Linked DNA regions of Homo sapiens: region 2 is linked to region 1. Evidence: chromatin loops called from intact Hi-C (ENCODE). Cell type or tissue: GM12878. All regions are shown on one strand. Region 1 overlaps SLC4A3 (solute carrier family 4 member 3). Region 2 overlaps SPEG (striated muscle enriched protein kinase).

The links. A loop is a pair of places that touch in the nucleus more often than their neighbours do. Peaks named below come from ENCODE experiments on the same cell type or tissue, not always from the same donor. Only the 100,000 strongest peaks of a DNase experiment are listed, where the experiment ranks them.
Region 2: it touches region 1 in a loop (2.2-fold over the local background); 7 of 110 quality-filtered maps call a loop at or near these places.

What each region holds. Positions count from the first base shown.
Region 1 is chr2:219,633,705-219,636,204 of GRCh38, forward strand. It overlaps SLC4A3 (solute carrier family 4 member 3), which reads left to right. Exons shown (of 23, transcript NM_005070.4): 11 at 176-275; 12 at 716-900; 13 at 1,567-1,792; 14 at 1,969-2,187. Among named protein-coding and RNA genes, the nearest start is that of SLC4A3, 7.3 kb to the left of the region's middle. In GM12878, no CTCF peak of the experiment used is centred here; no DNase peak of the experiment used is centred here.
Region 2 is chr2:219,475,407-219,477,906 of GRCh38, forward strand. It overlaps SPEG (striated muscle enriched protein kinase), which reads left to right. Exons shown (of 41, transcript NM_005876.5): 19 at 1,464-1,576; 20 at 1,871-2,039; 21 at 2,283-2,379; 22 at 2,499-2,500. Among named protein-coding and RNA genes, the nearest start is that of SPEGNB, 19 kb to the right of the region's middle. RefSeq lists enhancers at 1-551, 1,259-1,966 and a silencer at 881-1,175. In GM12878, a CTCF peak has its summit at 1,034 (motif pointing right); no DNase peak of the experiment used is centred here.

The DNA.
Region 1 (2,500 bases):
ATCGAGGCAGGGTCCACATCCCAGCTGGTGGCTCCCAGTGTGGGGCCACAGTGCAGTACCTGCCTACTCTGGGAGGGAGAAGCAGGTCTCAGAGCCAGGGCTGGAGCCAGGGCTGGGAGGGCCTGCCACGGCCTCCGGTCTGGGTCCCAGCCCTATTCCAGTTCTGCGTCCTCAGAAGCCCCTCCACATGCCTGGGGGAGATGGTCACCGGGGGAAAAGCCTGAAGCTGCTGGAGAAGATCCCTGAAGATGCTGAGGCCACGGTTGTGCTTGTGGGTGAGGAGGGCCGGGCGCCGGGGGCAGGGTCTGCAGTGTGTGTGTGCCTCTCCTGGGGGCCTGCTTGTCTGAGCTCTGGCCTCGAGGCCGCCTCTTCCATCTCCCTCCAGGCTCCCACCTGGTCCCTGCTCTTCCTCACAACCTGTCTTAGCCCAGCCCTTTCTTTCGTAGTCCCCTGCCTGCTTCCTGTCCAGTTTTCTGCTATCTTGGAGTTGGAATTAGAAAAAAAAGCAACACTTCTTTAATACCCTGAGTTTCCATCTGTTGGCGAATTGTAATCAATGTGTAGACACATAAGCGAATAGTGCCCTTTTAGACTGGGGTTTCTTTGCGCAGTTTACAACCTGCTCAACTGTCCATGATAGCCCTAGATAGCTGCCCCAGGGCCTGCCTTGACTGCTTCTCTTTGCCCAGCGCCCTGTGCTTTCCTCTTCCCCTAGGTTGTGTGCCTTTCTTGGAGCAGCCTGCAGCAGCCTTCGTGCGTCTGAATGAGGCTGTACTCCTGGAGTCTGTGCTTGAGGTCCCTGTCCCGGTCCGCTTCCTCTTCGTGATGCTGGGGCCCAGCCACACCAGCACTGACTATCACGAGCTTGGGCGCTCCATTGCCACCCTTATGTCTGACAAGGTTGGGCGCGTGCTGGCTCTCAAGGCCTCTTCTCCTAGGCCCTGCTTACCCCTGTCCCTCATTGTCCACAGTGGTGCCCATAGAGGCAAGGGTGCTAGAGGCCCCTGGGTGGAGGCCATGCCCTGGAGGGTGGTGGGGGGAGCTGTTGGCCCAGGGGAGAAGAGAGAGCCTTGGGCTGTGGCTGTGGGAGGGTCTGGTGACATAAGGGGAAAAGCCCAGACCCCAGAGCTTTGGATGTGATGTGAGACTTGATCAGGAGGGCTGGATGCGCTGGTCTTTGCTGTGGCTTCTCCTGGGATTAGATAGGAGGGTCCTTTAGCCAGGGGCAACGTTCACAATATTTATCAGCCTGTAAGGTGTAGCTGATCCAATTGGAATGGCTCTGGAAGCCCCTGCTCTGCCAGGTGTTATCCCTTTAGTTGCTGCATGTGGAAGTCTGGCATCTCCTGGGGGAATGGAGGGCACCTGGGGCTTTGGGGCAGTGGCTTGCTGGCCTGCAGGGATGGGTGTCAGTGTTCCAACAGCCAACACTGTTGGACTGGCCCAGTATCTACGACTGAATGTCCACCCTGCCTGTAGCTCAGTGACCCAACACCCGCCTCAAGTCTCCCTCCTGGAGGCTCCCTTGGCTGTCCCTGAGGGTCCTGGCCCTCTCATTGCCCCCAGCTGTTTCATGAGGCTGCCTACCAGGCAGATGACCGGCAAGACCTCCTAAGTGCCATCAGCGAGTTCCTGGATGGCAGCATTGTGATCCCCCCGTCCGAGGTGGAGGGCCGTGACCTGCTGCGCTCCGTGGCTGCTTTCCAGCGAGAGCTGCTTAGGAAGCGGCGAGAGCGTGAACAGACCAAAGTCGAGATGACCACACGGGGTGGCTACACGGCCCCTGGGAAAGGTCAGACCCTTGGAGGCTGAGTGCCCCCAATACACACTCCCCCATCCCAGGGCCCTAAGGCTGTGACCCCAGCCCCGTCCTGACTCCTGGAGTCCTTTGCATCCCTGATCCCAACAGCCCGGGGCCTCCGAGCCAGAGGGAGTGGTCTGTGCCCCAGCAGCCCCTTGTTCCCCCAGAACTGTCTTTGGAGTTGGGGGGCTCTGAGGCAACCCCTGAAGATGACCCCTTGCTGCGGACGGGCTCGGTATTTGGGGGGCTTGTGCGGGATGTGAGGCGCCGGTACCCGCACTACCCCAGTGACCTGCGAGATGCGCTGCACTCCCAGTGTGTGGCCGCTGTGCTCTTCATCTACTTCGCAGCCCTCAGCCCTGCCATCACCTTCGGGGGGCTGCTGGGTAAGGGACTGGGGCTTGGGGAGTTGAGGGGCTCCTCTAGTCACTTCTGGTCCCAGTGTCACTTGCAGGATTCTGGGTCTGGGTGTGATCACATTAGGGGGCCAATGGTTAGATGTGCTAGCAAAGGTGTAAGCACCTTACAGAGATGCTGGATCAGGGAATCCCAGCGATCACCTTTGGGGAGCTATAAAGTGAGGGTGTGGGAGAGGTGTAAGGGATGAGGGATCCTGTGATCACCATTGGGGGCTAGTGGGGAGGGTTTGGGAGCAATGGGGTATGGAAGGGGCCCTGTGTGTCACTCTAAGGGGCTGCT
Region 2 (2,500 bases), 160 kb before region 1:
CCCACCACCTCCCAGCCCATGGGGGACAGGATTCCTAGAGGCGAGGGGAGGCGTCTGTGAAGTGGAAGATAAGTGGCAATAGGGTGTGTAACAAAGAGACAGGGAACGCTTCTGGCCGTGCTGTGAAGATGGTGGGGGTGCTGGGCGCTCTTTTAAGTGTCTCCCTCCTTGCCTGCCCTGTCCCTAGCACTCTCCACTCAGTCACCACTTTACTCCTTGACAGTCCATCTTCAGGACTCACCTTTCTTCCCAGATATAGGAGGAGCCCTGAAGTTTGGGGAGCCCCTGGCCCTGAGAGCCCTGCAGCACAGCCTAGCTGGAACAGTGACCGATGGAGCCCCATTTGAGCCCAGCCAGTCAGGGCTCTGATGGGGCTGGGGCTTGCACTGACACCCCTATTCCACTAGACCCCACCCAGCCACACCCAGACAGGGCAAGTGGAGTGGTGGCCCCCCTTCCTCCACGTCAACCTCACTGCAGTGTCTTCCCCACCCCCGGGATGGCCTCCCCCGTTGTCTGTGTGCCTGTGAAGGGTGGGGGTCCACACCCGGCCGCCCTGCCTTCCCAAGTGCCTGACTCATCCTACTTCTCCTCAGTCTGAGATGCTCAAACACGCTGGGGTGGGGGGTGGGGGCTGGCGGGGGACACCTGGAAGTCACAGGCTCCTTTGCAAAGCACATTGCAATGTGTATTTAATTCCATCATGAGAATTAGAAGCTGCTTTACCAGGAAATCATATGACCATGTGATATGTATGGAGAATGAAATCACAACCACATGTGGGAGATACTGAGAGTCCATTTCTAGATGGTTTGGTTAGTATTTGGGGGTTGTTTGTTCATCTTGCCATCTCCCAGATGCTATTAATAGAAGCCCCTCTAAACATTTTTCAAAGATTCAGTGAAAAAACTTCAAGGTAGAGGCAATGCCATCCATGAGCTTAATTCAGGGTCACAGGCTGAGCCACCTGCAGGGGCCAAGTTCAGGTAGTCAGAAGCCAGCGGGTGGCCCTGTGAAGAAGGGCGGCCACCCACAGGGGGCAGCATTGGGCCACTCCTCTCCCGCGGATTCATGCAGCGAGGGGAGCGACTCAGGATGGCCAGTCCTGATTTTTCAAGAGAGGCAGGAAATCCAGATTTCTTTTGTGTGTGAAAATCTCCTAATTTCAAAGCTGCCAAATTAATACAGAAGGTCAAACAAAGCAAGCCTGCACCTTGTGCCAGGTTTCCTCAGATTTGGAGAACATCACGTTTGGATTTACGGGGCGGGGCGGGGCTTGGTCCAGGCAGGGAACTCTGTTGTCCCAGTTGGTGGGGGTGGGGGGTGGTGGCTTGCAGGGAGGCGGGGGTCTAGCGTTCTGACTGAGCCAGTCACTGATGGGGGATCTTGGGAGGGGCTGAGGAGGCAGGGTAAAGCCAGCCCCTAGCCCCTTCTCTTCCCACCCCTATCCCCATGTGTTTCAGAGGCCCCTCGGTTTGAGTCCATCATGGAGGACGTGGAGGTGGGGGCTGGGGAAACTGCTCGCTTTGCGGTGGTGGTCGAGGGAAAACCACTGCCGGACATCATGTGGTACAAGGTCAGAGTGTGCTGCTGGCTGAGCCTGGGGGAGGGAGGAGGGGCTCCCTGGGGGCGTGGGAGGGTCCTGGAAGGCCTTAGGAGGGCGGAGCCCGGGCAGAGGCGTGGTTAGGAGGAGGAAAGGGGCTGCAGAGGACTGACTAGCTGAGGGGTGCAGGGCTTTCTGTGGGAGATAAGGGAGGAGCTGACTCTGGGTCCTGGTGAGAGATGCGCTGCCCAGAGTAGGAGATGAGGCCCTGGCCCCAAGGTAGAGATGAGGCCAGGCCCAGGCTGAAGGTGAGACCCCACTCTGCAGGACGAGGTGCTGCTGACCGAGAGCAGCCATGTGAGCTTCGTGTACGAGGAGAATGAGTGCTCCCTGGTGGTGCTCAGCACGGGGGCCCAGGATGGAGGCGTCTACACCTGCACCGCCCAGAACCTGGCGGGTGAGGTCTCCTGCAAAGCAGAGTTGGCTGTGCATTCAGGTAGGCAGGAGTTCCGGAGAAAGGTAAAGCGCACACCCCCTGGAATCTGATGTGACCCTCCATGCTCTGCCCAGGAAGCAGCCAGCCCTGGACTCGAGCCACCACACCCCCAGCCCAGCACCCCGCCTTGAGCCCCCAACATTCTTGCACCTCTTCTCTCTTCTTCTTCTGTCCACCTGTCCCAGTCTCTGGCCTGCTTGCTTTCTTCCCCTCCCACCTAACACCATGACATCTCTGCCCCAGCTCAGACAGCTATGGAGGTCGAGGGGGTCGGGGAGGATGAGGACCATCGAGGAAGGAGACTCAGCGACTTTTATGACATCCACCAGGAGATCGGCAGGTGTGGGGCTAGGAGGGAAGCCAGTGGGGGCCGAGAGAGGCTGCTGGGTCTGAGGGTTGGGAGGGGTGGAGAGGGCCACAGTGATGGCTGATCTCTGACCCCCTCCCTGTGTCAACCAGGG